3 separate regions of the Mus musculus genome follow, and regions 2 and 3 are each linked to region 1. A link is a loop called in an ENCODE intact Hi-C map of the cell type or tissue named here. Cell type or tissue: heart. All regions are shown on one strand. Each heading gives the region's core, and the rest is flanking DNA. Links, peaks and the distances in the headings are about the cores only. Region 1 holds the start of Smpdl3a (sphingomyelin phosphodiesterase, acid-like 3A). Region 2 has its middle 23 kb from the start of 4930467K11Rik. Region 3 overlaps Pkib (protein kinase inhibitor beta, cAMP dependent, testis specific).

What was found. A loop is a pair of places that touch in the nucleus more often than their neighbours do. Peaks named below come from ENCODE experiments on the same cell type or tissue, not always from the same donor. Only the 100,000 strongest peaks of a DNase experiment are listed, where the experiment ranks them.
Region 2: a loop joins it to region 1, with 5 times the contacts of the local background. A loop is called at or near these places in 5 of 42 quality-filtered maps.
Region 3: it touches region 1 in a loop (9-fold over the local background); 19 of 42 quality-filtered maps call a loop at or near these places.

The regions. Positions count from the first base shown.
Region 1 is chr10:57,791,722-57,802,549 of GRCm38, reverse strand. It overlaps Smpdl3a (sphingomyelin phosphodiesterase, acid-like 3A), which reads right to left and starts at 8,006. Exons shown (of 8, transcript NM_020561.2): 1 at 7,766-8,006; 2 at 1,426-1,639; 3 at 1-130. The coding sequence starts at 7,868. In heart, for the core only: CTCF peaks have their summits at 6,148 (motif pointing right) and 7,645; a DNase peak (open chromatin) is centred at 7,789; H3K4me3 peaks cover 1,949 bases; H3K27ac peaks cover 1,288 bases.
Region 2 is chr10:57,457,943-57,468,770 of GRCm38, reverse strand. No RefSeq gene overlaps it. Among named protein-coding and RNA genes, the nearest start is that of 4930467K11Rik, 23 kb to the left of the region's middle. In heart, for the core only: a CTCF peak has its summit at 5,297 (motif pointing left); no DNase peak of the experiment used is centred there.
Region 3 is chr10:57,739,797-57,750,624 of GRCm38, reverse strand. Pkib (protein kinase inhibitor beta, cAMP dependent, testis specific) reads right to left here. Exons shown (of 5, transcript NM_001039051.2): 5 at 9,513-10,828. Among named protein-coding and RNA genes, the nearest start is that of Fabp7, 40 kb to the left of the region's middle. In heart, for the core only: CTCF peaks have their summits at 6,741 (motif pointing left) and 6,942 (motif pointing left); no DNase peak of the experiment used is centred there; H3K4me3 peaks cover 345 bases.

The DNA of each region.
Region 1 (10,828 bases), core at 4,354-8,353:
ATGATTGCCCAGTGCAGGGAAAACCTGGAGGTTTGGAAACAGGTTCTGGACAGTCATTGTCATGTTAGTGATCACCTTTATCACGGTGCCTGTGGAGAGTTCAGGTACTGGCACATGAGGTGGGCTATCCCTGAAAAAGAGACAGAAACGTGAAGAACAAAAATCCCTAGATGTATGCATAACTTGCTGTAGCTATTGCTATAGAGGTCCACTTTAAAGTAACAAGTTAAAATTAGAGTCAAAAAGTGGTGATGGCAATAGCATACTCACAGTCCCAGCTCTTCAGTAGACCGAAGCAAGGGATGGTTTGAGCTTAGTACTTCAAGATCAGCTTGGACTACATAGCAAAACATAACCTCAAAAGACGGTGGGGTGGAATGAGATAAACCTCTTCTCTACAACAATTCTATAAAAATGGGGTTGGCCAGGGAGTAGTACAAGAAATTCCAGCCTATTTCACTGCCTATTCCACAGGATCAGCAATATAATAGATTCAAATATCAGTTTTACCAACAAGTAACTGTACATGCATGGGCAAATTGTTTAGAATCTTGATAATACATTTCCTTAAATCTAATATGGAAATAATGATCTAGAGATCTAAAGATTAGTATAAAGATTAATTAGTACCAATAATATTAGTTAGATATAAATTATATATAATATATAATGTAATATAGTTATATATAAATTAATATAGCGATATAGAGATTAATAGATTTCAAAATAGAAATGAATTAAAACAAACAATACTCTACACACAAGGTAAACACCTTATAAGGATAACCAATAGTCTTTATTTCAGGAACTAGAAATATAGTCCTTACTACAGTATTCTGATGGGTGAACCTAGCTATTTATCTATAAAATTAAGCTTCACAAAATGGTTATCATAGGTTAACACTCATCGTTATATTTTGTTCTTACTGATTTAATCAAACATTGTCATATTAATCAAGATTACAAGATACTGATGCAAGTGTGTTATTTATGGAATCATCTTTTAGTTATCACAAGCATGTTTATAAAGTCTATACTACAAGAAAAATCCTCACAGGATTTCTAAAATTGTTTTTATCACTAATAGTGCTGACTAATGTGACCTAGTAGTGTTATGCAACATTTTATTAATTCTGACAGCTTCACATATGCATATGTTTATACCCACTTCCCATTCTCCCCACTAACTCCTCCTAGATTCACACCCACCTCCCTGTCACCCCAATTTCATGTCCCTTCTTTTTCCTTTTTAACTCACTGAGTCCAATCTGTACTGCCTAGATACTCATGCATGGGGGCTTCCAGTGGTGAAGAAGACCAAGCATGTTTTAACATATATAATTCATAATGAAAATTAGTGCACTCATGAAGACTGTCACACTGTAGGTCAATACTGCATAGTTAAGAATTTATGTGTGTACTTACCCTGTCCATATCATGAAAGATGCTTCTTGTCCTGAATTCTTAATAAAATCAAAGGCTGACAAAATAAGTTGATATGGAGAGTCACACAGGACATCTCCGAAAGGCCCAGGGTTGGAGGCATTTGCGCCTTTAGATGAAGCACACACCTTGGTACGGTCATCTGTAATGTGGTAAGTAGGGTCTAGATGTAAGTCAGTCACGTGCCAAAACTGCCCTGTTGGTTAGAAAAGAAATACTAATAAGTTTGTGTTTAGAGTAAGACCAAGTAACCTGTCTCCTGGCACAATTTCAATGTTCCTTACACCACGAGTTTAAGCACAGCTCTCTCCTTTGAGATGAAGTAACTTCAAATAGCAGAAGAGCATACAACTTAAATGTGTGAAAACAACAAGCCCAGAGTTGATGTGACTACTCCACCAAGACTATAGTAAAGACTAGGCTACACAGCGAGGGGTTTGGGGCCACCTGTCTGAGAGGCAAATGAGGTCCTTCCATATTGTGTCTCAATAGCATGTCTTCTTGCAAAATTTGAGATTTTGCAAATTATTTGCTTTTCTCTTGTAGAAAAACAATGACTTAGAAATATTATCTACTTTGCTAAGACTGAATCAGGAAATGTTTATTTCAGTTAATTTGTATATGCTTTCACTCAGTATTAAAAGAAAAAAAAGCATAAATCCTTTATTCCCTGTGACAGACATAGTATCTCTGAGATATTCCTAAAAGCTAATTAATCAGCGCTACGACCAACATACACGAGTACTCATTGTTAATATTGTGGGAAGCAGTTCTTCAAAGAGAGCCTTCCTATTGATCTCAGGAAAAGCCAAATTTATTTGTCAGCAATTCTACTTGCAAATCATATTAAGAAATATTACTGCATTGAAGGAATTATTAGAACAAATTTTATCTTTCACAATGAGTTAGTGTTTTATGATAGCTGTGGTATTAAGAAATTTTTTATTTAAGTGTATTTATATATATTCATATATTATTTTATATATTCATATTGTATTTTACTTATATTCATAGTATGTATTACAATCATTAATTTATTATATTTATATAATTATATTATCATATTATACATAATTAATTATATCAAATATCATTTATACTCACATCTACCTAACTACATTATATAATTAATATATAATTTAATATATAAATTCATATATGTAATATATAATTTATTTATATTAATTGTTATTATATATATAATGAATAAATGATGAAGCTGGACTCATCGTTTTGAATTTATAGTAGAGAAACTAATGCTGGGTATGTTTTGAATGAAAATGTCCCTCATAGGCTCAGGTATTTGAATATTTAGTCTCCAGTTGGTGGAGAAATCAAGGAACCTTCAGGAGGTGGAGCCTCAGTGCAAGAACTGTGTCACAGTGGGGAGGGAGGGTTGTGAAAGTGCTTAGTCTCTGCTTTGCATTTGTGGTTGGAACTGTGATCACTGAGCTTCCTGACACAGCCCCCTGTGCCACACCCTCCTATGCTCTGGGAGTATGAGGCCAAATAAAAATAAACTGACAAATTCTTCCTTCTAGATGGTGTCTTAGTCATGCTATTTCATCACAGCAACAAAAGGTAACTAAAACACCAGGTCAAGTAGGAAAGTTGGTGAGTATTTACAGCTTATATGATATTAAGGAGACCATATGTTGAAGAGCCCTCCAGTTTCCATATATAATTTACATATAAATTCAATATCTGTGTAGCTTTCTCATATATAATTAAATTCTTTAACTCTGAGATTTGATCCCTGCTTCAATAGTCATGTATTGTTATTTGTTATTGTTGTGTGTCTGCTTTTCTTACTTTTCTGAAAGTTTGGAAACCTTTAGGACTATAGAACTAAATTTTGGAATCACAAACAAGGAAACATATCCTATATCTTGTATTAATTACCGTACTTATTTAGTGAGTATATACTATGCATTTTTTCCAGATTGTTCTCTTTAACTGCTCTTCAAAATAGCCCGCCACATGTGCTGCCAAACCATGCTTGAGAGCTTTGAACTCACTCTGATTCTGATATAGAACATCTGAAAGATCTCAGAAGAAACACAAAGAAAGAAAAAGAATGCAAACTTTTGAAATCTATGCAAAGGTGATCATACTTAATAAAATACATTGAAGACAGTCACGATGATGTATTGACTGTTAATTTGACACAACGTAGAATCCTCTGGGAAAGGCATCTCAAAGAGGGCTTCTCTACATCAGACTGCTCTGGAGCATACCTATAAGAAACTTTAAAGTCTTGATGTGGAAAGACCCAGCCTACAATAGAGGGCTGGTGATTCTGGATTGTGTACATGTAGAGAGGACTGAACACAAGCAAGTATGCATTCTTTATTCTCTCTCTGCTCTGGACTGTGAATGCTGACTAGCTGTTTTAAGTACCTGCTCAGACTTCCCAGCTGTTGTGCCAGGAAACATTCATGAACCCCAAAAGACCGCCAAGGAGCTGATTCGGATGCAATCACATTAGGGTCTCTTTATTCAAGCTCGAGCTTGGGCTCCCCACCAACTCCGACACAGCCTAGTTTTAGGAAAGTACTTTTGGGGTCAAGAAAGGGGGATATCTAGCCTGGTACATATCTGATTGGGGCTATTATGGCCTTTAACATAATTGGCTGGTGTTGGGAGCCAAACCATAAACTTAACTTTTGCTTTTTTCCTGATTTATGGTTGTTAGGAAGTGAAGTGCCAGGGACAAGCTTGTAACCTGGAGGGGTAGATTTCTTGGGGAATAATCTGGAAACTGGTGTTAGACAGAGGTTTTGTTGGGGAGTAAGCTGAAAACTGGTGTTAAACACAGGTCTTGTTGGGTAGCCTGGAAACTGGTGTTAGGTTCTGGCCTACTAGTTAAGTTGAGTTTAACCTTAGGTCAGATTCTCTAAGATGGAGTCTGAACGCAAAAGATTTGGTCTCTCACCAGCAATAATGGGGCAGCCATTTGATTACAGCCTCAGAAATGAAATTAAAACTACAGTGAACTTGCTAAGTATCAACAATAAGTTAGCATTTTTGGTGGTCATTTTTTGCCAGCACCAGCATAATTTTATAACAAGAGTTGACATGTAAAACATTGACGACGTGAAATCCAGATGAAAATTGATGTAAAATTGTATATGTGGTCAACTACTCAGTACTTAAGCACTATTTGAAAATATCAGCAAAGGGTAATTTCTTTCATTTTACAAAGCAGAAAAAGCCCTAAACTTGGAGTTCAGATCCACTCTATCTAGCACCAAAAGCAGAGAAAGCAGTTAGATTGGAATTTTCATGCAGTTTGCCCGTCCGCAGGGCGTATAGACTGCATCTCAGTTTTGTGTCAACCAGTGCTTATATTATTTTTAGACTGTCAACAAACAGTAACTACACAGAAAACAGATTGGTGTCAGAATCAGACAGCCAGACTTCCAACATAAGAGATTAGCACCCAGTTATTAGTCTGTAAGATCTTGGCCTGTTTCATCTGTCATATGGGAATAGTAATGGCAGCCTTTAAGATGCCATTAAAAGATCCTTTAAGCCCTCAAAGAGCATGTGACACTGAACTAGCTATGTGTTAGTTTTACTACCATTTATAAAACCTACATCCTGACATTGAACTTTCCCTTTTGCATGTAAAATATTCAATTTCATCCAGCACTTATGATATGTTTAGTACTATTTTATAAGCTTTTCATCATTATCACCCAGCAAAACAGACAGGAAAGTGGAACACGCAGAGATTAAACCCAGGTCATCTGTCATAAAGTAAAGGGCTGACACTGGTTCAGGGGCCACACTTCGGGAGACATGTTGCCTTTAATCACTGTACAATGCCTCTCATATACTTAGTCAAATAAGCTGCCTTGTACCAAAGTAGATAATGATATCTACACAAAAGGTACATTGAGGATTAAAGTAAATGAGATCATGAATGGATTAAATTTTTCATAATCCAAATCTTGCAATGGATTTTGAGCACATCCCTATGACATAATGCAGTACCTGGTTCACAGAGCTCCAAGAACAGGAATGAGTCTGATGGAGTGGGCCCTTAACAAAGATTCTTTAATTTTACAATTCATGGCATTGAGGCAAAGGCAAATTTCAGGATTCCCTCCAGATCATGTGACCAGGCAATAAAAGCTGAGCTAGAACCTGTTTCTCCAGATGCCAAGGTGCTATTTCTACCACATCACATTGCTGGATAGACAAATGAGGGGGTAATTAGATTCACTAAAGGATGGCTTGAAATGAGTCAGAACATCTGGAGGTTTTACATCCTAACGCCAATGATATTGTACATAAAATGTGGTTGTGTGTGTGTGTCTCTGTGTGTGTCTGTATATATGTGTCTGTGCCTGTGTGTGTGCGCGAGTTTGTAAGGTCACCAATCCAGCCTGTGACACAGTCCATAGCACACTCAAATCTAAATTTTTTGGCCAAAAATGCCCAAAGTCCTTTACCAAAATTTCTTTCTTATCCCCCAGATAAACTTTTCAAATATTTTTTCAAGATATGTGTGTTACACAGTCTACATAAGTGCTCAAATTTATTTAAAGAGATACTCAAAATTTTCAGAAAAAAAAATTCAGTCAAAGAATGCTTAATAATTTGTCCCAGCAAACCCAATGAACCATAATTATATGGACAATTGTATGTAGTCGTTTAAGTGGGCGTTGGTTGATCTGTTTATAAAGTCAGTTGCTGTGTGCTAAGTACACCAGCAGGTGACAGCCTACTAAATCTTTTAAAAATGAAGCCAAACACCCAGGGTGGTGGTCCTCTAGTCACATGGACTTGGCAAGGGGGAAAACTAAGACTGGGAACTTAAACACAGTTAGGAAACAAGCAGAGGCCAGGCTGGGTGGAAGTTGTGGAGGGAAGTGCAAAGGGGCCAGGGGGAGAGAGGCCTTCTAGTCAAGTGGAAAGCAGGTAAAATAATCCATGCAATGTGAAACCAGAGTCAACAGGTCTGGTTATTCTCTCTCCCTCCCGCTACCAAAACAGGAAGGTATCAGAAGGAGAGTCACATGATCACGGGCAAAGTTTTATGACTTCTTTCAGCAATTAATTCATTAAAACCAAAGGCGAATTTACCTGTGGTGCAGCCTGAGACATTTCCAGGTCAAAATCCGGAGCAGTCACAAATTTAAAATAGCACAATTCCAGCAATATAAAAACACGAGGCAGCCACATATGTACACATTCTGGGGGCTATTTCTGTTACAGGTGTTATTTGCCAGAGTTGACAAACCGGACATACAGCTGTGGCTTGCAAAAGCTTGACAGCTAAGTCAGGTGTACTTCACTCATAAGCAAGGAGAAGGGATTCCCTGGACCCCATTCAGGGAAGTCCTGTGCAGATCAGAGGCAGGCATGGAGAGGAGGCAGACAGCAGGAGAGTTTCAGTTCTGAGCACAGGTGAAAGTCTCAAGGATAGCTCTCTCTGCAAATCAAAACAAACCCCCCAACTAGAGCAATTATTTTTAAACGGAGCTAGGGAGATGGGGGAGGGGAGCGTCACCTTAAGTTTTAAAACCCAGAAGGCAACCTACAGTCTTACTAAACATTCAGTCTGGACGGGGATTTTCTAATTTGAGAGGGATGAAGAGTGTTAAACTGTGCCCAGGAATCCATTCCCACCGGTCTGGATCCAGTAATTTTGGAGTGGGGCTTAACTTACCGATTTTTTTTTTTCCCACCAAGTTTGGCAGCTGCTACTGCTGGGTGGAAGGAGACTGAGGGGGCAGGGCAGGGCAGGGCAGGCCAAGATTGCAGAAACAGAGTAATAGGCTCCCGGTAAACAGAACACACCACAAACGCAAGACCCCAAGTGCACCAAGGGCTGCGGAAGGGCTCAGGGGTTTTATGTTAAGAACGAAAGAGACCAGACGCCTCGGAGACCTGAAGAGGCAGAATTAGGCTCCGACGTCACTGAGCAGAACAGAATAGGACTGAAGCTACATCCAGGTGTAGGGACCCTGTAGGTCCTCCTCTGCTCTGGGCAGACTAGGTGACTCCGGGAATGCCCACAGCCAATTCTGAGCGGCATTTCCCACCAGACAACAGCTTCAGACTTTCCTCCCCTGGGAACTAAACCACCCAGACCCGGGATGTAAACAAACGCCCAGCAGGCGGCTCGGCTCCATACTGGCGCCCACGGGGCGCCCCCACCATGACTCAGACCCAGTGACCTTGCTGTCTGGCCTTTGGCCACAGTGACCAGTGTGGCGGCGTCCTGTGCCCCGCTGCCTACGCACCCGGCACCTTCATGACTTCGCCGACCCCCTCCACCGTCCTGTGCAGTCCCGATCGGTCCACTCACCCACAGCTGGGGCGCGATCCGCCGGCGCCAGGGGCACCCCGAGCCCCGGGCCGCAGAGCCAGGCAACCAGTAGGCAGCAAAGGAAGTTGCCCAGCAACGCCATGGTGGAGGCCACTGCCCCAGGACGCTAGACTGGAGCTTGGGCGCCGCTGAGACCCGCAGGCCCTAGGGGTGGAGAGGAAGCCAGAGCCTTTCCTTGTGTTGACGCCCAGCAAGCAGATCACGTGTAATATTAGATTCCCCTGAGCACGAGTTCTTCTGACCTTCTGGACTCCTTTATTTTAATATGCTTCCTTAATTTCTTAGGTCAATGGGAAACAATGTTCTTGCTCCAACCCCGTATTGTTTCCTTCCCTGAACCCCAGGAGCGCCTACCTGACAGGGCCATTTAGCAGAGGTACTTGAAAAGGCAGGAGAACCCTGAATCATAGTTAAGACAAACGAGTACAAGAATGGGTTTGGATTTCCTCAATGGTTTCGCTACCTGGGATTTATGACAGAAATGTAAACTCCCAAGCCTCAGGCCACCGCTGATAAATGAACAGATTAGCTGGGCTGGCCATGTGTGGCTTCATAGTACTCCAAGGTGATAGATAGGTGGAGTCGGCAAACTATGTCCCAGGTTCACCAGGCTGAACGTTTTCCTTTCCACAACTGAGTTAAGCACGTCCTCATGCAACCTACCTGGTAAATACAAATAGAGACTGTTGATTTTTCTATTCCAAAAGTTTTATAAGTATTGGCAAAGACACCAAAACCCACAGACTGTGTGTAATATGTATTCTTTGTTCTCTCTCTAGGAATTTATGAGAATGCGCTCTCTTTATAATATAGCCAACAACTTTAATTTATAAAACGTAGGGTGTCTTTGGAGAAGAGCAAACCTTTGAGAGATGCTGACCTCATAAAAGATGTGAGCTGTGGCGTCTTGAGGAAGCCGTGCTGTGTTAAAAGGTCCTGACAAAATACTATGCTTTAGCTGAGTTCAAGGTACTTATTATGGGAAGATGGGTGTTTTAGGTGGACACCCACATTGTCTTGGGATACCATGGCCTCTTTAATACTCAAATGCCTTAATTTGTGTATCTAGCATACCATTTTCATGATTAAAAGAGTATCTCTGTCACTAAGCTTAAATGGTTTTTCAATATCCTCCAACTATAGAATTAAGAATACTACATTGAAACTTTATAGTTTACCTACTTAGATTTACATTCTTTGTAATAGGAACATATCTGGTAAGTGTATTGATTTATTATTTTCTTTGTTCTATAACTGTAAGTTTCTGTAACCTATTCCATGTTGAAACAGTCATTTAGAGAAACCAGGATCTGTGTTCTTAGCCTAGGATCACACATATTTGGCTTAGGATACATTATTTTTGTATTTTCTTTAGGTACTTTTACCATTATATTTTACAAATATATTTATTTTCCATCAGAGGAAAAAAACTTTGTTTTATATCTGCATGATTTAGACATTATATCTTGTGAATAAATTTTTTTTAATGGACACTAAGTTTCCTTTCAGATCCTGGTAGACTCCTCCAAGTTTTGCTACATCATTGGGGTGATTCAGAGCAGTTCAAGAACCATGCATGCTTCCCTGCAACAGACATGGTCACTTCTGCAATTTCTCAGTCTACAGTCTAAAGAGTACAGGGAAAGTAAAGCCGGGAAATGGTGGTGAGCTTGAAATGCAGAAATGGATCAGCAAGATAGCAAGAGCTTGAACATTTTAAAAGAAAGTGAACTAATGATCAGAATACCAGTTTTGCTCATTATAACTGTGATCCAACCAGAGATGATCATTCAGACACAGTTGAGAGCCGATTGCAAGCCAGCTGGCTGGAACTATGTTCAAGTGTTCGGGATGTAAGCTTATTCAGAGCAAGTCTTTTAAAGAGAAAAACCATATCCTGGTATCTCACTTTGCATTGGCAGAGGTAGGTTTGCACAAGCAAGCTGTTTAGCAGAAGCGATAAGTTAGCTGCAGCATCTTGGCCTTTGGTCCTACAATAGAGTCGGGTAAATTCCCAGTGGATTCTCCATTAAAGAGATCAAATTCTAGTTAAGCCTGAAATGGCCTCAGTAAGAATACAAGATAGAGGAACATCTGCAGTGTCTTGCCTTGTCAAACATTATTTTTCAACTTCTAAGACATGTTATAGGAAGTAAATTGGTTGTGAAATAACTTCAGTTAAGACAAAATATGAAGCACACACATTGTGAAACCTTTAAAATGCTTGAGAACATAAACTGATAATGTTTTAAGTGAGCAATGGAAGCCACAGCCTCCTTTCTACTCACTAAGAAGAAGCTCAAGGCTTCAGTGTTCCACACGCTGATATACCTGCAGTGTAAGCCTACTCCTGTAGGTCTTCAGCCCCCATGCATTTGTCTTTATCTGAACCAGGGAAAATGTGAGATAAAAGCCCCAAAAATAAATAAATAAATAAGTAAATAAATTTTGATGACTGTCAGTGGTTCATCTCTGTTGTAATGAACCATGAAACTAGTTTTATTGTTGTGAAGAGACATCGAGGCAATGGCAACACATATAACAGAAAACATTTCACTGGTGTTTGCTTATAGTTTCAGAAATTTAGTCCATTCTCATCAAGTGTGCATGTAGAAATGCTACCAAAGAAGTAGCTGAGAATTCTACATCTGTATCTGCGGGCAACATGAACAGAGAGAGCAGCTGGATCTGGCTTGGGCTTCTGAAACCTCAAAGCCCACCCACAATGACACACTTCATCCAACAAGACCACACCTTCTAATCCTTCCAAATAGTGCCACTTTATAAGCATTATGAATTTATGGGGGCTATTAATATTAAAACCACTATAGAAGGTAAAGTTTTCTTTTCTAGATTATAGTCCATCATTAAGAGAAGTCAGGTCAAGAACTCAAGATGGAGCTTGATGCAGAAACATAAAGAGTGATTCTGGCTCTTGCATACACTTACTCTTAGTGAGCTTTCTTATAGAGCTCAAGTCCACAGGCCCAGGGAATGGAGTCACCCATAGTGGGCTGCATCTTCCTTTATCACTTAACAACA
Region 2 (10,828 bases), core at 3,319-7,318, 330 kb after region 1:
CTTCTATGATTTTGTGGAAACGATTTCTGTGCCTTTGACCAAGGTGTCTTCTCCCTCCTCTCTTCCTATTCATAGATTTGTTATTGTCATATTGTCTCAGATTTTCTGGATGTTTTTTTCCTGATTTTGTTGCTGTTGTTTTTGTTGATTAAACATATTGACTGGGGAACCCGCTTCTATTTTTCTTCAATGCCTGAAATTATCTCCTATGTCTATTGTATTCTGTTGCCAAGGGGCAGCCCTACCTGGGATTCCAAGAGCTACTTTGCTAAAGCCACCAGGGTTATAGGAGAGAGGGATGAGGGAAGAGGTTCCCAACACCAATCAGAGTGAGTGCAGTGGATCTTGACTGGAGCACAGGAAGGTCTTCTAATCATAGATTAGAAACGGCTCATTAGGAGAAAGCCTGTCCTGTCCTCCAAGTGCAGTGGGCCTTGATGAGCAGAGACATTCTATGGTTTTAGAGCTTTATTATAGAAATGCAGGAAAGAGAGAAGGTAGAAAAGAGAGAGAGAAAGAGGAAAGGCTAGAGAGAAAGAGAGTAAGAGGGAGAGAGGAGAGGAGAGGACAGGAGAGGAGAGGAAGACAAAGAGAAAGGAAAGAGGAGAGAGGAGTGAGAGAAGCGAGAGGTAAGAGAACAAAGGAGTGAGAGAGACAAGAGAGTAAGAGAGTGAGGTGGGGCTGAATAGCCCTTTTTATGGTCTTCACTCTTGCTGGGTAACTGGGGGGGAGTTTAGCCTGAAGGTCAGAAGCTTGGGCCATTGCCTACATGACTACTGACCATGCTTCTCTTGTGGGGGCTGTGGGGGGGGCGATAACTTAGGCAAGGGCCAGAGTTCCAGGAGCATGAGGGAATGCCTACCATGTCATGAAGGTGAATTATCATCACCGGGGTTCAGACCTCAGCTTGACTGGAGACCAGAATGTCTGTGCAGAGCCCAATGCCTCACATCTATTAGGGGTACAAGAAGCACACAGAACACAAAAGAGACTGGCCCAGAAGAGAAATTCCAAATGACAATAATCAAAACACTAAATGTAAGGAACAAATAATGCTAAAAGCTGTAAGGAAAAATCGCACATAACTTATACAGGCAGATCTATTAGAATAATACTTGACTTTCCAATGGAGACTCTAAAAGCAAAAAGGGCCTGCTTTGTGTTCCCCAAACTGTAAAAGACCATAGATGCCAGCTCAGGCTACTATAGTGAGCAGATATTTAAATCACAACAGATGGAGACATTCCACAATAAAACCAAGTGTAAGCAGTATGCAACTACAAATCTACTTCTACAGAAGAATCTAAGATGAAAAATTCAACCTGAACAGGTTAACCACATCCAAGAAAACACAAGGAATCAAACATCCCAAACCAGCAAATCATAAAACGGGAGAAGGAAAAACCTAAACTACTCCAACAAAATAACGGGAGTCAACAACCAGTGTTCATTGGCTGATGACACAACACCCATGGTCTCAATTGCCCAGTGAAAAGACCTAGACTAACAGATTGGAATTTAAATTAGGAGCCATCTTTTCTGCTGCACCCCAAAAATTATCTTAAAGGATAGATATCACCTCGGGGTAAAAGTCTGGAAAAGGATTTTCCCATGAAGCAAGGTAGAATAGCTATCTTAATATCTGACAAAAATAGACCTCAAACAGTCCTAAATGGTTTGTCTCCTTCAAATACCTTCCCTTAAGGATCAAGAAATTCTGAAGAAGAGGAGGTAAAGAGTGTAAGAGGAGTTCGAGGAGACTCAGGAAACAAGGCTCTAAGATATTAAGACAAATACACATATGAACTCATAGAGACTGATACAGCATGCATGGTGCCTACAATGGCCTGGCCACATGGAGTCCTAGAAGGAGAGAAGAAATGGGTACAAGCTTATATCCTTAACCCAGAAGCTATTTCTAACTGATAACCACTCACAAGTAAAATATTTGTTCTCTCCAACTGAGTAGCAATGGGGATACATACCATTAAGGGTAGACTCCATGGCCATGTAGAGGTGAGATCCAATTATCTGCAAATTTCTTGATTTCATTTTTTGATGACTGAGTAGCATTCTATTTACTACATTTTCTTTATTACCAGTTGATGGACATCTAGGTTGTTTCCAGTTTCTGAATATTATGAATAGAACAGCAATGGAGGGGCTGGTGAGATGGCTCAGTGGGTAAGAGCACCCGACTGCTCTTCTGAAGGTCCGAAGTTCAAATCCCAGCAACCACATGGTGGCTCACAACCACCCGTAATGAGATCTGATGCCCTCTTCTGGTGCGTCTGAAGACAGCTACAGTGTACTTACATATAATAAATAAATAAATAAATAAATCTTTAAAAAAAAAAAAAAAAAAAGAACAGCAATGGATATAAATTTAGCAAGTTTTTTTTTTCTTTTGTGGTAGGATTGTGTCCTTTGGATATAAGTCATGTAGTTGCATCTTGAGGTAGATTGATTCTAATTGGAAATTTCATGGAGATTTCATTGAATTTGTAGATTGGTTTTTGTAAGATGACACTTTTTACTATATTAATCCTACTAATCCAAGAGCATGGGGGATCTTTCTGTATTCCGATATCATCTTAAGTTTTATTATCATGATTATGGCAACTCTAAGAAAGGAAAGTATTTAGTTGGAGGCTTGCTTACAGTTTCAGAGACTTAGTTCATTATTACAGCAGGGATCATGGCAGCAAGGAGCATGGCAGCAGCTGAGCAGGCATGGAGTTGGAGAAGTAGTCATCTGTAGGCTGAGATAAAGAAAAACAGAGGGCTGGGTGTGTGCTTTTGAAACTTCAAAACCCACCCCAAGTGACACACTTCCTCCAACAAGGCCACACCCCTGAATTCTTCTTCTATCAGAGTTCCACTCCCTGGTGACTAAGCATTCAAATATAGATATTGTCTTCAATCTCTTTCTTCACTCTCTCAATGTTTTTATCATCAAAGTCTTTCACTTGCTTGGTTAGAGTTGAAGAAGGAGGAGGAAGAGGAGGAGGAGGAGGAGGAGGAGGAGGAGGAGAAAAAGAAGGACAAAGAGAGAGAGACAGAGAGAGAGAGACAGAGACAGAGAGAGACAGAGAGAGACAGAGAGAAAGGGAGAGACAGAGAGAAAGAGAGAGACAGAGAGAAAGGGAGAGACAGAGAGAAAGAGAGAGACAGAGGGGTTGATATGAAAGATGTTATGATTTCTTTCTCAGTCTCTTTGTCGTTTGTATCTAGGAAGGCAACTGCTTTTTGTGAGTTAATTATGTATTCAGCCATGTTTAGGGCCACTTCTGTATATTAGGAATTCATCTGCAAATAAAGATTCTGTGATTTTTTTTCCTTTCCTATTCATATCCCCTTGATTGCCTTTAGTTGTGTTACTGCCCTAGGGAAAGACTTCAGGTACTATATTGAATAGGTACAGAGAGAAAGTGGACCACTTTGCTTGTTCCTAATTTTAGTGGAATTGCTTTAAAAATTTCTCTAAGTTGATATCGACTATGGACTTGCAAGAAAATGCCTTTATTATGTTGAGAATGTCCCTTGTATCCCTAATCTCTCCAGGACTTTTATCATGAAGGGGTGTTAGGGTTTGTCAAGGCCTTTTCTGCATCTAATGATCATGTGCTTTTTGGCTTTCACTTTATTTATGGATTACATTTATCAACTTATGTGTGTTGGACTATCCCTGTATCCCTGGGATAAGGCCTAATTGATCATGGTGGATGATCTTTTTGATATGTGCTTGGATGCAGGTTGGAAGTATTTTATTAAAAATATTTACATTTGGGAAAATTTTCCACAATTCTCTTCATTAGATTTTTATGTGGCTTAAATGAATTGGGCTGTGTTCCCCCTGTTCCTATTTTGTGGACTAATTTAAGGAGTATTGGAATTACCTCTTCTTCAAAAGTCCAGTAGAATGCTGTGCTCCAACCATCTGGCCTTGGACTATTTCTTATTCTTTTATAGCTTGGGAAACTTTTATTTACTGCGTCCGTTTCATTAGGGATTACAAGTCTGTTTAAATTGCTTATTTGATCTTGATTTCACTTTATTAGGTGGTCTGTATTGAGAAAATTATCCATTTTTTTAGATTTTCCAATTTGATTGCCTACAGATTTTTAAAGTATGTCTTTATGATTCTCAGAATTTCCTTGGTATCTGGTATAATCCCCCCTTTCATCTCTAATTTTGTTAATTTGGATCATCTCTGTGATGGTTTGTATATGCTTGGCTCAGGGAGTAGCACTATTAAGAGGTGTGGCCTTGTTGGAGTAGGTGTGTCACTATGGGCACAGGCTTTAAGACCCTCATCCCAGCTGCCTAGAAGTCTTCAGATGAAGATGTAGAACTCTCAGCTCTGCCTGCACCATGCCTTCCTGGACTCTGCCATGCTCCCACCTTGATGATAATGTCCTTTATAAGAGTTGCCTTGGTCATGGTGTCTGTTCACAGCGGTTAAACTCTAAGACAATCTCTCCCTGCTTTTTACTTAATTTGGCTGAGGGTTTGTTGGTGAAAATATAATTTTAAAGAAAAGCAGTGAGCAAGTGTGATATATGGAGATTTGAGAAAATGTGCATCGATAAGCAAGTGGAAGCAAGCAGAGATAAGAGCATTGCCACATCTGGTGTGGACTATCTGTAACAGGGGCTCCTTACAAGTCTGCAGGAATGCAAAGGAGTCTCATGGCCCTTCCCCTCTTGGCGTTCGCTGGTGGTAGACTTGTAAAAGGAACTGTAGAGATGCTGAAAAAATTGTGTTTTCAAAATGTGTTTAAAATAAACGTATATACGACCTTTTCCTAAGCACATTTGCCTTAATATAATATTTGGTAAGAATGGGCTCCCATAGATAGAGTGACATCTTCATACTACGGAGAATATAGAAATCTACTATGTCCCACAGCACGATATCTACATCATCCTTGGTGTGTGACTGGGTTCTTTTTTTTTTTTTAATTTTTTTTTATTACATATTTTCCTCAATTACATTTCCAATGCTATCCCAAAAGTCCCCCATACCTTCCCCCCCACTTCCCTACCCACTCATTCCCATTTTTCTTGGCCCTGGCGTTCCCCTGTACTGGGGCATATACAGTTTGCGTGTCCAATGGGCCTCTCTTTCCAGTGATGGCCGACTAGGCCATCTTTTGATACATATGTAGCTAGAGTCAAGAGCTCCGGGGTACTGGTTAGTTCATAATGTGTGACTGGGTTCTAAGAGGAACTGAGAAAGTTTGTGGACGGTCACTGGATGGCTTTGCCTCTCGCTCCCCCTACTGTCCATATTGTGTTACTGCTGGAACCCATCAACGTGTACAGAAAAAGCACCTGTGCTAAGAAACCCGACTTTTCAATATCAGATGCGTCAATATGGCGTTTAATCTGATTAATTCCTTATTTTTTTTAACTCTTCCAGAATTTCATGTTCTCATGAGAGTTATGTTTAGAAGGTAATTTATGGATTTGTGCTTTCTGAGATCAAAATTTCTCCCCTTATGTCAGTTTCCTTGTGCATAATGATAAATACAAACACATATTATGCATTTCTCTGGGAAGATATGGTTTTACAAAAGCTACCTAGGTGATGTTCCATGCTCACGACTCATCTTCAGAAATGGGATTTCAAAATATTCTTGTAGTATGTAGATATTTTACAAAATTTGTTTCTTGAATTGAAAATTGTTTGAGATACTGGGAAACAAAACTGTAATATATTTATAACATTTAATAAATTGAATTTATATGGATACTAGAGTTAAAAAAAGTCACAAGAAAGCATGCTACAAAAAATGTCACCGAGGACTGCACTTTGTTTAAGAGTAATGGATAAGAGGCTGAAGGAATGGCTCAGCTTTTAAGAGCACTTGCTTAACTTCCATAGGACCCAAGTTTGATTCCCAGCACCCCCAGGGTGAGTTCCCAACATTGTGTAACTCCAGTTCTAGCTGATCTGACTCCTTCTGGCTATTACAGGAACCAGTCATGTGATGCACATATCTATATGTGGGCATCCATCCACATTCATACAATTGGTGGTGTATAAGTGCATAAAATATATTCAATACTGAAAAATGTAAAATTTAATGTGAAACTTTATAGTTTCCATTTTGAATACCAATTCTAAATTGTACATAAGTTCATTAAGTAGTATAGGCTTTAGGTTTGGCTAATGCTTTTGCAACTGATTTTTATAATAAAGTTTGTTTTATACTAAATAAAAATATAAATCTTAAAAATTATAATGGACAAATCGAACAAAATAGCATTCAAGGGATGTGGGTGAGGTAAATATGGGGACAATCTGTGATACCTTCATAAAACTATAGCAAATCCAAACTTATTCCAAAACAAAAAATTATTTAAAATTGCAACTCTTTAATTAATTGCCATTTAAGAAATTTATGATAAAATTTTGGGCTGAACTTCCTCACTGCTTATGTGCTTGAAGATGTTTATACTTTTCTATTTTTGTATTTGGTGGACAGCTTTGTCCAATTCGGAATCCTAGGTGAAAAATCATCATCCTTCAGAATTTTGAAACGATTCTTTTTTTTTTCCTACAACCTTGTAGTTCTTACCATTCTGATGATAGTTTGTGCTTATTCCTTTTTAAGGGAATTGGCTTTCACCTTTGCACTAGCCACCCATTCCCAGTCTTGCCTCCACAACCTCCCCACCTCTGCCTCCTTCCCTTTGCCTCTAAGAGAGTGCTCCCTCACCCACCCACCCACTCCCAGCTCACCCCTCCAGCATCCCCCTTCTCTGGGGCAACAAGCCTCCACAGGACCAGGGCCTTTCCTTCCATTGATGCCAGATAAGGCCATCCTCTGCTACATATGTATCGGAAGCCATGGACCCACCTGTGTATACTTTTTGGTTTGTGGTTTAGTCCCTGTGAGCTCTCTTAATTGATACTGTTGTTCTTCCTATGGGGTTGCAATTCCCTTCTGCTCCTTCAATCCTTCCCCTAACTCTTCCATTGGGGTCCCTGGCTCAGTTTGATGGTTGCCTGTGAGTATCTGCATCTGTCTTAGTCAAGTTCTGGCAGAACCTTTCAGAGGACAGCCATACCAGGCTCCTGACTACAAGCATTTCTTAGCATCAGCCATAGTGTTGGGGTTTGGAGCCTCCGGATAGGATGGATCCCAAGGTGAAAGGTCTCTGGATGGCCTCCAGTCTTTGATACATTTTTTGTCCTTGTGTTTCCTTTAGACAGGAACAATTCTAGGTTAAAAATTTTGAGTTGTGTGGGTAGTACCATCCCTCCACTGGGGGACATGCGTATCTACTGGAGGTCTCTTCAGGTTCTATCTCTCCCCTGTTGAGTATTTTGGCTATTATCATCGCCATTAGCCTGACATCTGGAACTTTCTAGAGATCTCCACCCCCCAGCCCCCAACCCGTTTCTCACCTGCACTGCTACTTATTTCTATTCGTTCTCTTGGCCCTCTGGACTTCTCTCCTGTCTCTTCCTGTACCTGGTCCTGCCCCCTTTCCCCTCCCCCCTTCCCCCCAGTATCCTCCCTCGGTCTGTCTCCTGTGATTATTAGTTTGTTTCCCTTTCTAAGTGGAATCCACACTTTGGCCTTCCTTCTTGCTAAGCTTCATATGGCCTGTGAGTTGTATTGTGGCTATTCTGAGCTTTTGGGCTAATATCCACTTATCAGTGAGTACATACTATTTGTGTCCTTTTGGATCTGGGTTAACTCACTCAGGATGATATTTTCTACTTCCATCCATTTGCCTACAAAGTTTGGGAGGTCTTTATTTTTAATAGCTGAATACTATTCCTTTGTATAAATGTACCACATTTTCTCTATCCAGTCTTCCATTGAGGGACATTTGGGTTGTTTCTAGCTTCTGGCTATTAAAAATAAGGCTGCTATGAACATAGTGGGACACATGCCCTTGTTATATGTTGGAGCATCTTTTGGGTGTATGACTAGCCATGGTGTAGCTGGGTCTTCAGGTAGAACTATCTCCAATTTGCTGAAGAACAACCAGATTGATTTCGAAAGTGGTTGTACCAGCTTGCAATCCTACCGGCAAAGGAGGAGTGTTTCTCTTTCTCCACATCCTCTCCAGCATCTGATGTCACCTGCGTATTTGATCTTAGCTGTTCTGATTGGTGTAAGGTAGAATCTCAGGGTTGTTTTGATTTGTATTTCCTTGATGACTGAGGATGCTGAACATTTCTTTAGGTGCTTCTTGGTAATTCGAGATTCCTTAGTTGAGAATTTCTAGCTTTAAAATTAAAATTAAATTAATTTAAATTGGGTTATTTGTTTTTCTGGAGTCTAACTTCTTTAATTCTTTGTATATTTTTGATGTAGGGTTCATAAAGATCTTTCCCCAAGCTGTAGGTTACCGTTTTGTTCTGTTGACAAAATAGAACCAAGTAGCTTTGCCTTCCAGAAGCTTTTCAGTTTCATGAGGTCCCATTTGTCATTTTTTGATTTTAGAGCCTGAGCCATTGGTGTTCTGTTCAGGAAAATTTCCCCTGTGTCAACATGTTTGTTTGGGTTTTCCCCCACTTCCTTTTCTATTTGATTCAGCATATCTGGTTTTATGTAGAGGTCCTGGATACACTTGGACTTGAGCTTTGTATAAGGAGATAAAAATGGATCATTTTGCATTCTTCTACATGCAGACTATCAGTTAGACCAGTATTTTTTTAAATAAATGTTTTCTTTTTTCCACTGTATGGTTTTGAGTTATTTGCTAAAGATCAAATGACCATAGCTGTGTGGGTTTATTTCTGGGTCTTCAATTCTATTCACTGATCTACCTGCCTGTCTCTGTACCAATACCATGCGTTTTAAAATCACTATTGCTCTGTAATGCAGCTTGAGGTCAGGGATTGGTGATTCCCCAAGAAGTTCTTTTATTGCTTAGAATTGTTTTTTGCTATTCCATTTTTTGGTTATTCAATATGAAGTTAAGAATTGCTCTTTCTACCTCTGTGAAAAATTGAATTGGAATTTTGATGGAGGTTGCATTGAATCTGTAGATTGTTTTTGGTAAGATGGCCATTTTTTGCTATGTTAATCCTGTTTATCCATGAACATGGGGGAATCTTTCCATCTTCTGAGGTGTTCTTGGATTTCTTTCTTCAGAGACTTTAAGTTCTTGCTATATAGATATTTTATTTTCTTGGTTAGAGTTAAACCAAGGTATTTTATATTATTTGTACTGTTGTGAGGAGTGTTTTTCCCTAATTTCTTTCTCAGCCATTTATCCTTTGAGTGAGTTAGGCTACTGATTTTTAAAGTTAATTTTATATTCAGCCACTTTGCTGAAGTTGTTTATCAGGTGTAGGAGTTCTCTGGTAGAATTTGTGGGGTCGTTTATGTATACTACCACATCGTTTGCAAACAGTGATACCTTGACTTTTTCCTTTCCAATTTGTATCCCTTTGACCTCTTTTTGTTGTCTAATTGCTCTAGCCAGAACTTGGAGTGCTATGTTGAATAAATAGGGACAGAGTGAACAGCCTTATCTTGTCCCTGAGTTTAGTGGGATTGCTTCAAGTTTCTCTCCACTTAGTTTGATATTGGCTGTTGGTTTGTTGTATATTGCTTTTATAATGTTTAGGTATGTGCCTTGAATTCCCTATCTTTCCAAGAGTTTTAACATGAAGGGGTGTTGTATTTTGTTAAAGGCTTTTCCAGCATCTAATGAAATAACCATGTTTTTCCCCTTTGAGTTTGTTTATATAGTAGATTACATTGATGGCTTTCTTTATATTGAACCATCCCTGTATCCAGGGGATGAAGCTTACTTAATCATGATGAATGATGGTTCTCATATGTTCTTGAATCTAGTTTGTGAGATTTTATTGAATATTTTTGCATCCATATTCATAAGCAAAATTGAAATCCAGCCTTAATCCATGGTGATCAGATAGAATTTATGGCATTATTTCAGTCTCTTTCTTTTTAGGTCTCTGTGTGGTTTAGGTATGAGAGTAAGTACAGCTTCACAGAATGAATTAGATAGTACTGCTTCTGTTTCTATTATGTGGAATAGTTTGAGAAGTATTGGTATTAGCTTCTTTGAATGTCTGGTATACCATCCAGCCTTGGGCTTTTTTTGGTTGGGAGACTACTAATGACTGCTTCTATTTCCTTAGGGATTATGAGAATGTTTAGATAACTTATCTGGTCCTGATTTAACTTTGTTACCTGGTATCTGTCTAGAAAATCAACCATTTCCTCTAGATTTCCCAGTTTTGTTGAGTATAGGCTTTTGTAGGGGGAGCTGATGATTTTTGAATGTCTCCAGTTTCTGTTGTTATATCGCTCATTACTGGTTTTGTCAGTTTGGCTTATGGTTTAACTATCTTTAGTTTGGCTTATGGTTTGTCTATCTTGTTGAGTTTTTCAAAGACTCAGCTCTTTCTTTTCTTGATTCTTTCTGTAGTTCTCTTTATTTCTAATTGGTTTATTTCAGCCCTGAGCTTGAGTATTTCCTGATGTCTACTCCCTTTGGCTGTATTTACTTCTTTTTTTTTCTAGAGCTTTCAGACTTACTGTTAAGTTGCTAGTGTATGCTGTCTCTAGTTTCTTCTTTGGAGGCACTCAGAGCTATGAGTTTTCCCCCTTAGTACTGCTTTCATTGTGTTTCATAAGTTTGGGTATGCTGTGCCTTTATTTTCACTAAATTATAGAAACTCTTAATTTCTTTCTTTATTTCTTCCTTGACCAAGTTATCATTGAGTAGAGAAGTTGTATAGTTTTTATGAGTATGTGAATTTTCTGTTGTTTTTGTTGTTACTGAAGACCAGCCTTAGTCCGTGATGATCTGATAGGATGCATTTA
Region 3 (10,828 bases), core at 4,614-8,613, 52 kb after region 1:
CTGGACTCTGGTGGAGATATATTTTCCTGGCTCTTAATTGATTGTGGTTTTTTGTTTGTTTGTTTGTTTTTTGCTGGTGTATAGGCATTTGAGTTTGTGATGATCACTAATCTAGGGTCTAATATATGATCACTAATCTAAGACTAATATATGGTCTTATCCTTTCTTGGATGGATGTTCCATTCCTTGGATGTGTTGTCCTCTCTAGATCTTAGGAGAGTATTGTGGGTGAAGGTTTCATGGTAAGGAGTGCTTCTGTTTCCATGCCAGGAGTAGCTTCTAGGCAAAGAATGTGTTTCTAGGCATTAGGGTCTGTTATGATGAAATAGGAGTGGATGAGGGTATTGCTGAAAGGGTTCACAGGAAAAAGAAAAGATAGGTCTGTCACGATGATCTGAGGATTCCCCAGGGACTGAAATAAGTGAGGGGAGACAGACTTCTCTAAGTGGTCTGCTACAGGGCTGGGGATGAGCTTGGAGGAATTTCAGTGGTGAAAAGAATGGAGAATGAAGATCTCCACCTACCTGATCCCAGTCCAGTGTGACCAGTGCGTTCTTAGGTAGAGTGCTCTGGGCATCACCTGACTCAAAGGGAGTGAAGCGATGAAGGAGTAAGGTTCCTACCAGTGTTGTAGTGTCCTTAGGAAACTGAGGCAGAGGAAATCAGATCCCTGAAAGTCTCAGGTAAGTATTTTGCACATTTACAAAATTTACTTAGAATTAAAATATGTAGCTTTCTTGTCCATTGAAACATAAAACCTAGATAAGTATTGCATATATGTATGTTTTCTACCTCTACCTAGACCCAGGAAAATACTTGAGAATGTATTATAATTGTTTATGACTTGTTCCTATTTTATAGTTGACTTTTACTTTAATCCAGGTAGTTTATTGAGGGTTAGTATCATGTTTCTTTTGCTACTGGTCCTGGTATGAATTTCTAGGATTTTACTTTCTATGATAATTTAAACCCAAAGGCAGTGTTATGATGAGGATGAACAAATTCTTAGCAATGTCAATTCCAAGAGGAAAGTTAAATTTTAGCCAAAAGTCAAAGACAAGTTTTACATTACATCCTTTGAATCTGTCTCTAACTGTAAATATTTACAATACAGGATTGATTTCATCCCACAGACGAGGATTTTTATGGCTCTACAAATTTCCTTCACAGAAAATCCTTCTATGCTAATGCAATGAACAATTCACCAAAGTGATTCTGACCAACAGAAAAATACAGATACTCATTCTATTTATCTTTGTTCTGCAAAACAAGATAATTTGAGTCACTAAGGAAAACTACTGGTCTACTTTCCTTACAGCTCATCCTCCACCCCTCACCATGCACTCCTAGAAAATTCTAGAAATACAAGAATGATCATTCTGTTATAGTAGTTTTATTTGGAGCAATTTAGAGAATACATGTTTTTGTAAAATAGGTAAGAGAATTTGGGAGGAGAGAGGCATTGCTTAATGATGCTTGCCCTCTGTGTCAAGCAGGAAAAGCTCTGGTAATAGTTTCCATAGGACCACATGCTCACAGATTACTAAAAGCTGTATTACAATGTAAAGCATGCCTCTACATGGCATGAAAATATGTGTGTGTGTGTGTGTGTGTGTGTGTGTGTGTGTGTGTGTGTGTGTGTGTGTGTATAAAAGCTCTTTACATGGAAAAAATGACTTTCAGCAGACTACTAAGAAAAGTATAATACTCATTCCATTTCTCATTGCCAAGCGGGCTTTGACCTGCTCTCCTGATTCCCTTCTCCAAGGTTTTTTTGGCCTTCCCAAATGCAACTGTGCCTTCTCGGGTGAAGAGAATTTTCAAAGTCTCACTTTTCCTACATTCCTGGGCTTCCACCTTGTTATTCCTTTTCCTGTTACATTGAATGAAATGACCACTTCTGTTTAGAAGTTTGCCATGGGAAATTCAGTGTTCATATGCCAATGCCTGAAATGTGTTTGTTTTCTAATTGATACTAGGAGAGCTAAGAGAGCAAACCACTGTGTCCCTCTATAATCATTCAGGCAGGAGAGAGAGAAACTCTCCCAGTTACATTCCCTGGGCAACCATCTTGGGAGGTTTACATAGCTTTATTTCCTCTCATTGTGTTTCTGGAACTGGTTCACTTTCCCCTTTGTTTCTAATACCCATTTCTATTCCTATTTCTCTTTATGTGTTCTCTTAGTTCTTAGTATTTCTTCTCTTTTGCTCTCCTCCCCAATTATGATCTAGTAATTTTCCATTTGAAAAGCAATGAAAACAAGTACTTGCCTTTAAAGTTGGCTTGTCAACTATTATCTGATGATGATAAACCAGCCTGCTTCCAACTTGTGCTTGAAAGCCATTGTATTATAGGAAAGCCAAAGTAGGTTTATCTCTGTTGTTAATTAAATCACTGTTTCTTAAGGATGGAGGCTATTCTGAACCTGTGACCTTGACTACAAATGATCCTGCATTGCCTGTTCCAGGAAACAGCAACCATGTTTTTTTTTTTTTTTTTTTTTTTTGCTTCTTATAAGCAGTATGTTAAGGTTACATTTTGCTTTTGTAACCAGGCTTACATGCAAAATTCACCACTTCAGGGTTTTTGCCCAACAAAAAAAGTTGAAAAATTGATTTGGATTGGTCTCATTAGCCCTTGCCTTAGAGGGAGACACCCAAGATTCAGATCTGGTGCGTACACAAATAAAGCTTGGTTTAATTCGGGTTGATGGTCTTTTTCCATCATGTTTGTGGAATTAGCAGTTGTTGCTTTGCTCCTATCCAGACAATCCATAGAAAGTTCTTGAGCATAGAAATTCTACTCATTTATGCTACCTGAGCCTGGTTGTGTCCCAGCCTGTTAAAATGCAGTAGTGTGAGTGTTAGACCCAACAGTAGTTCAGGATCCAGGTTTGTTTTTTTGTTTTTGTTTTTTCTGCCTGCATCTCTGATTGTTGAGGGCATTTCAAATGCTATTTTTTTTTTCAGGCAATTACAAAACAAACAGAGAAGGAAATTTTCATCTCAGGAGAGACTGCTTTTGTGAATAAATCATCAGCTAGGGGAAGGAAGGTGGATATGCAATAAATGTTATCAAGTGTCATCAAAGAGGTATTTGTGAATAATGAGCAAAGATGTCTGTTGATCAAAGGAATGTGGGATTTTATTTTGTTCAAATTTACTAATACCTTCATTTTCTGATGAGCATGTCTGTTTTTTTGTAGTTAGGTATTTTGTCAACTTCACCCTGCCTACAGTCATCTGATAGGAAAGTCTCAGTTGAGAAATGTTCTAGATCAGATTGGCCCATGGCCATGTCTGTGGGTGGAACTGTCTTTTGTTACCTGATGAGAGAGGGCCCAGCCCACTGTCCCTAGGCATGTGGTCATGAGCTATATGAGGAAAGCTAGCTGAGCTTGAGCCTGTGTGAGAACCTCAGCCTAGGAGAAGATTTCCTATGCTTCCCTCAAGGATGAACTGTGACCTAGGAGTTTAAGCTAAATTGTTTCCTCCCATAAATCATTTTTGTCAGAATACTTTTATCACCTTAGTAAGGAGGAAACTACAAGTCAGTTTTTGCTGACTGCTGCCCACTTTTCATTTATCTACTACAAGGTAGGATTTGCTTTTGTTTGCATTTGCTTACAGGGACAAAACCCAGATGTCTCAGCCTGATTTTCCTGGGTCTTCGGGATCTTTGCAGAACCTCATTTTCAATGTTGAACCTTGCTTTTCTCTGTGTGTACCACAATGTGAAACTCAACAATCCACCTATGCAATTCTGGTCGCCACTCGGCACCTCTCATCTGAAATACTTGCCATTCCTTTTGAGTTCAGCCTTCCTCTGTGAGTTCACTCCATTGCCTCATTTGTAGCCTTCACTTATCACAGCTTACTCTGTCATGTGACCCACACTGATGCTGCTGCTCATCATTTGGCTGATCCTGAACGGAGGAGACAGCAGAAGCTTTGTAGGAGCACTCAGAGAGGCAGCCATAGAGGGGGCCCTCTTTTCACCCTCTCTGGCCACTGAAGACCTAATAGCTCTATGAGAACTCCAGAGCCATCCGGAACAGGAATGGGGTGCAATGAAGGGGCACAGGAAGCTTTTTTCCACAAGGAAGGAAGTTCTTATGAGTTCAACTCACTGAAATAGGAGGGCTTATCACCAAGGCAACACAGTGTAACATGTACGCAACCTAGGAAAGTTAGGCAGGCATCAGAATGGAACTAAATGTTTCCATATCTTGGAGAGGTAGTAAGGACTGAGGACTCAGCACACTCGTGTAGAATTAAGCTGTCATGCATGAGCATTGAAGAACTTGCTAATAATACCTTCAGTCAATGCTGAGAAACAAAGTCACCAAGTTTGAGTGTACTTTTCTGGAGATCACATGCAATATGCCCCATCTGTCTCCTCTCAAACTAGAAAAAAACAAAATAAGTAGTTCAGGGAAAATAAAATATAAATTTGTTTGCAAGAGTGAACAGGCCATTATTGCCAGAGTTTTATTCTTTTAAAATATCTCAAAAATAAATCCCCAAATTCAAAGACTATCAAGTCTAGGTTGTTAGCTTTCCTATAACTTCAGTTTAAGAAAACTGAAACTCTAGGAATGTGTAATAAAAGAGTACCTGCAAAGAAGCAAAGTATTCTTTCTCCCTCTTTTGGATTTAGTGATGGAATAACCCAGCCGCTGAGCCTCATTTTCTGCTAATAGGCAGAGTTAACTGATCAGTTCATCCCCCCAGTCTCTGATCATCATGGAGTAATCATTGCCTCACTACCTCCTGGTCCATTTCATAAACTTCCATTTTCTTGAGACAGAGATGTTCTGGTCTGAGGAGTGAGACTGTGTACTTGTTAATTATCACTGGGAGGTGAACACCTGCTCCAGAGACCTACAGACAGCCTGTCTGTGTTAACAGAGAATACTAGCAAAGACTGGCTGGTAACAGGAAGCAAGCAGACATGTGTCATGACCCTGCAACCTTTTGTAAAAGTAGTAAAAGCAGAATTATTACAGGGTGTGGCCCTCAGTGCAGAGGAAGTGAAATAAGTTGTGTCTTGTTTTCTCTACATGTTTAGTGACCTTGTGTGTGTACTTAAATCCCAGCTAATAGGCACCAAGAACAAAAATTATTCATTCAATGATTATAGCAGTACCTTAGAAAGAGATGGTATAGCTCATGAGAACCTGGAGGGGAGGCATAAACAGAAGCAAAAGAAACCCCGGGGCGGAGGAATCCACACTGAATTCTGCATCTGCTCTGTAACTTCAAAAGGACTTTGTTATAAATAAAAAGCATTCTTTTTCTTTAAAAAAAAAGATTTAATTATTATGATTAAGCACACTGTAACTGTCTTCAGACACACCAGAAGAGGGCGTCAAATCTCATTACGGATGGTTGTAAGCCACCATGTGCATGTATGTGGTTTCTGGGATTTGAACTCAGGACCTTCAGAAGAGCAGTCAGTACTCTTACCTGCTGAGCCATCTCTCCAGCCCAATAAAAAGCATTCTTGCCTTTAAACACATCCTCACCGTCAATAATCACCTTAACCTTTTAACTCATTTGTGCCTCAGTTTCTCCTGGTGCAAAACAGGGACAATAGTAGTACCATACCACGGGAGTATATGACTTATAAGGACCCATGTGAATAAAGCTCTCAGAATGATATGTGTACATCAGAGAACTATTATGGAAGTGTCTCTTGCTATCTGGGGAGATGATAGAAGTCCACAGTTTGGCTCTCTTACTCCTATATTCCTTTATCTCTCACTTTTCTCACTTCTCTCTCCCCTCTCCTTTCTCTTTGTCTTCTCCTCTCCTCTCTCCCCTCCCCCTTTCTCTCTCTTCTCTCTTTCCCCTGCATTTCTATAATAAACTCTTAAACCATAAAACAAAAAAGAAGTCCACAGTTTGAAAGTTCCATTTCTGAAGCCAGCCTGCCTTGCTTTAAAACCTGTCTTTGCCTCTTACTGGGCTCATCTTGGGTAGCCATTTTGGGCCATGTGCTCTCATGCATAGGGCTATAGTCAGAACTAATTATGTATGAAGCACTTAGGATAATAGTTAATGCTTAGTGTTAGACATTATGTTCTTCTCATGCTATCACTTGCATGTGTCCTCTCTAGGGAAAATACTCCAGTGGTACCAGCAGCTATACTCAGTGCCTTTAGTCCCCAACAGTTCCTTGCCAAGACTTCTTGGCCAGCATCCTCTTTGTACATTCAACGTTCCCACACAGCACACAGTGAGAAAATAGCTATCTCCTCCACCCCCACCCTGGGAAGACCAGGCAAATCAGTTAACCTCATGTCCTTTCTTTTAAGAGTCCCATTTTCTCACTAAGGAGGCTGTGCTCTGATAGAAGATATTCTGCACTAAGGCAAGAATAAAGACGCCCATTCACATGTTATTCACTTGCCTCAAGCTGCTTTGAGAGATCCAAATAAGTCTCAATTGGCAAATAGTGCTTCTAACTTGAAAGGCATCAAAGGCCTATTTGAATCTTAAAGTTTTACACAATTCAGAATTGTTTGTAATTTGATTTTAATAAAAAAAAGCATTGTGCACAACCGTATTAAATTAATAAATAAAATCTAGCTGGTTGTGTTGCATATAAGAAAGAAACTGTTGAATAGAAAAAGCCGTAGCCTTTATACATGCCTAAGTTTATTTTAAAGATGCACTATAGCTCCCTCTCCTGGCACCTAAGTTCAATAGTGTTCCCTAAAATTGAAAAGAAACCAGTAGCCAGATTAGAGTACTTTATTATAGTCCGATAAGGCATCTTTTCAGGGAGGGGTGTGTGTGTGAAAAACTGTAGTTTGGTGATTCCACCCCTGCCCGCTTAAGATAATCCCCACCAACACACAGCAGCATTAGTAAAAACAACGCAACAACAACAAAAATAATCTGGAAACCTAGGGCAATCTGGGCAGATTGGCTTTGATGTGTTAGCGGTAGAGTGACATCGCCACCTGGTGTCCATTTTATGAATTTTCATACATAAGTATTTAATTTTGTGAACATGTAAGCAAAATAATTTACCCAAGAAGCAATATCATTTACCCAATTTTAGGTAGAAATCCACCCAAATCCACACAAACTGGCTGCCTTGCTCTGTCCCTCTTAGTAGCCACCACACTGCGACATCGAAAAATTGATAGGAAAAAGTAAATCCCCGTTATTTTAAATCCAAATCGATTAAAAAAAAATAAAACAGGAATATCTGAACGTCTATTTAGTGCGCTGGGAGCTCTCACAGAACTGCCAAAGTCAAGTCCATGGAATCAAAGGAGTAACAAGCCCTTTGTTCTTAATATCTTACTCTCTGAAGAGTGGCTCCCCAAGGCCTCAGCAGCTGGGCTAGCCCACACCTTGGAGAAGCTGCGCAGTCACATGTGCCCCTCCAAGGCACATGGAACAGAACACATGCGCTCAATATGCTCTGATTTCAAATTTTTGTCAGTGGATATCAGATTGTTTGTATGCTGCTCCTGTTACAGTCTGCAGCTTGGCCGTCCCCCGAAGGGTTCCCTCATCAGAGCCATGGTACTATTCAGAGTAGTGGGAGGTAGGATCTATGATGGAATCTACAGTGAGATGAACCGGTCTTCCAACTGCATGCTCCCACCATGACCTTGCACAGAAACCTGTGAAATCACAAGCACACCTTTTCAGTCTCTCGGTTATCACTGGTACTTCCGTTGTAGTACTCCAAAGGTGCCCAATACTGTCTCAGAATGTCTCTGTGTTCTATTCACTGTCGCGGGAAGCCCCAGGACACACACAAAGGTTAAGTCTGGGAGTAGCACTTTATCTCTCTCCCATCTAGACACTCATCCTTGTCTCCTACAAGTATGGTCATCTACCCAATCTGTGGGTTTACCACAGATTTTCCATTTGGTTCACATTCTGAAAATTAATGATAAGTTAAATGATTATTGGGTTTGTCATCTAAACTCTTTTGTGGGGGGGAGAGAGAGGAGGAGGAAAAAGAAAGAGGAGGAGGAGGGAAAGGGAGAGGAGGAGACCCAAAAGATATGTACTATAAAAAGAGAGAAAACATAAACAAGAGATTAAAAACAAAATATCATGTTAAAATTAAAAAGAAAAGGAGAGAGAAGAGGAGGAGGAGAAAGGAAGGCGGGAAGAAAGAGAGAAAGAAAGAAAGAAAGAAAGAGAGAGAGAGAGAGAGAGAGAGAGAGAGAGAGAGAAAGGAAGGAAGGAAGGAAGGAAGGAAGGAAGGAAGGAAGGAAGGAAGGAAGGAAGAAGGAAAAGCAAACAAATAGCTCTAATATGATTCTCCTTGTATATAGCTTTTCGGTTTCGCTAGGATTCAGGCCGACTGAATAAAACTCTTGTCTGAATGAATATGGACAGTGTGGCCTTTTGGTTTAAGAGAAGCAGTGCACACTCTGGTTCAGAGTTCTGTCCTGACTCTCCGTGGATGCTGTGTGAGTTCTCAAGGCCACCCTCGGAATTTCCTTTATTCACTTGTGGAAATCAGAAGCAACAATTTTGTATGAATATTTCCCTGAAGCATTAAATAGCTTTCTCGTGTGCTTAGCAAACACCATTTCCCCAGGAGCACGGGCTCACGGTTTCTGCTGTGTTATGCTCAATGAGAAATTGGCTCCTGGATTCAACCCGGTGTTAACAACACAAGCTTCAACCTTTCCTTTGAGCCAGGGTTCTGGTTTTTGAATAGCAGCAGGCATTTGACGTTCTGAGAACTGCCATTACTAACTGGGAAGAATAAAGGAAGGCACTAATGAAGCAATCATAGCTTTGGACAAGAAAATACTGTGAAGGTGGAGAAAAGACAAAGGAGGGAGAAGAGATGTCTTGTTACATAATCTGGAAATAAATCAGGGGTCTTAAAGTTGTGGCAAGCCTCTATGCTTTGGCAGATAGCAGCAATTTCTGCTGTGTGTCTGGCACTGTTCTCAGAATTTTGCCAATATTTGGTTCCTTTACCTTTATAATAATTCACCAGCTTACACATTAAGAAACTGGAGCAAAGAGCATGAAATAATTAACCAGGGCCATGAGAGAAAGCCTCTGCATTGAGCTTGGAAGATGCCAGGTATGCAGAGACAGGCTGCTACGCTTGTTGTGTGTTCAGCCGGCCTCTGTCCTGCCCTCCCCCCACCTTCTCTTCATATCCACTCTCCTATGTCCCTGTCCTTTCTCCTCACCTTCATCTCCCCTTCATGCTTTCATCTTTTTTTCTCATGTCTTCTCTCTCTTTGCTCCTCTCTTCTCTCCTCTTTCCCCTCTCTCCCTCTCTCCTCCTCACCCTTTGCCCCCCTGTCTTCTTTGCCCCTTTCTTCTCTCCTACCTTCCTCACTTTTCTGTCCTCTTCTTTCCTCTCTTCCCTCTTCTCTTACTCTTCTCTCCTTCCTCTTCTTCTTCCCCAGTCAACCTCTCCTCTCTCTTTCCTATGCTATCCCTCATCCCTCCCATCATACATCCAATGTTCCCAGACCCCTGAAGATAATGCATTACTTCTTTTTGCAGTAGGATGCTCGACTCTTAGTCACATCCCGATAAGACTCAACATCCCCCTCCCTTATATCACAAAAGCATCCCCAGCACAGGACACAGAATGGATTATGTTTGTTCTCTCTCTTCATTTGGAGAGAGGTAAATTTGTGCACAGCCACTCAATAGCTTTATTGTTTCATTTTAGCCTCATTGTATGACCGGGTTAATTAAAACTGTCTAATAATTAACTCAAGTAGGAGCCGTACACAAAGACAATACAGAAATGAGCTGAAGTCTTTTGTTTATTAGCTACACCTGCCCAGTCAAGCAATTTCCACTGAGAGTGTCTACTTCCTAAAATATAGTACTCTTTACACTAAAAAGAAAACAAAATGCTCATGAGAAATTTGAATTTTGTTTTAAAATAACTTCTAGCCTCAAATTTTCCTTTGTCTTTGCCTCCTAGTGAAATAATAAATATATTCTTTTTCTCTAAATATTCTTTGTCAATGAGTCTGATATCTTTATAAGGCAAATGTCCATATTATATATATATATATATATAATATGTACATATAATATACAATATGCACACATGTAATGGGGCATTGTATATGTGTATACACTATGATATATTGTGATGTAGGAGATACATAATACAGAATATTTATCACTGCTAGTAATAATGACGAAAGACAGTTTGGGTGTAAATGAAAGAAAATGCCATTATTAGCTATGTGTTGCTTATTTTTCTTTATTTTCATAGAAAAAAACTTACTCATTTAAATACTGACTCACAATTATTTTGTTAAACAACTATCATAAAACTCTACTGGCATCCACAAAAAAAGCAAGGCTCTTCTGTTGTCAGATATTTGATTACATTGTAAACCCTGAGATTGTGTTATTTTCTCAAAACCCCTGGTTTTTTGTTGTTGTTGTTGTTTTTGTTGTTGTTGTTTTTGTTTTTGTAGTATGGCTCAGCCCTTTGTACATACCTTTAATCTCTCTGGCTGGAATATAGACATATCCTTAGTACACATCTTTAATCCCAAAAATGAAGGTAAACTTAGTTTGTAGAAGAAAGTGCCTATATTTGAAAGTGATGTCTAATTGAGTGGCAGACAAAGTGATGAATCAGAGGAACATTTGACAGAACAAGAAATGCCCAAACTCTTACGAGATGAGACAGGAAGGGGAAGCTACATAAGAGAGCAGTGCACCCCATCATTCTTCCTGTCTTCCTGCTATGTTCCACTGTACATCCTTTCAAACAGTGAGCCAAAGGATATCCTTCCGCCTTCATTTGGTTGTCTAAGGTATTTTGTCACAGCAACAAGAAACT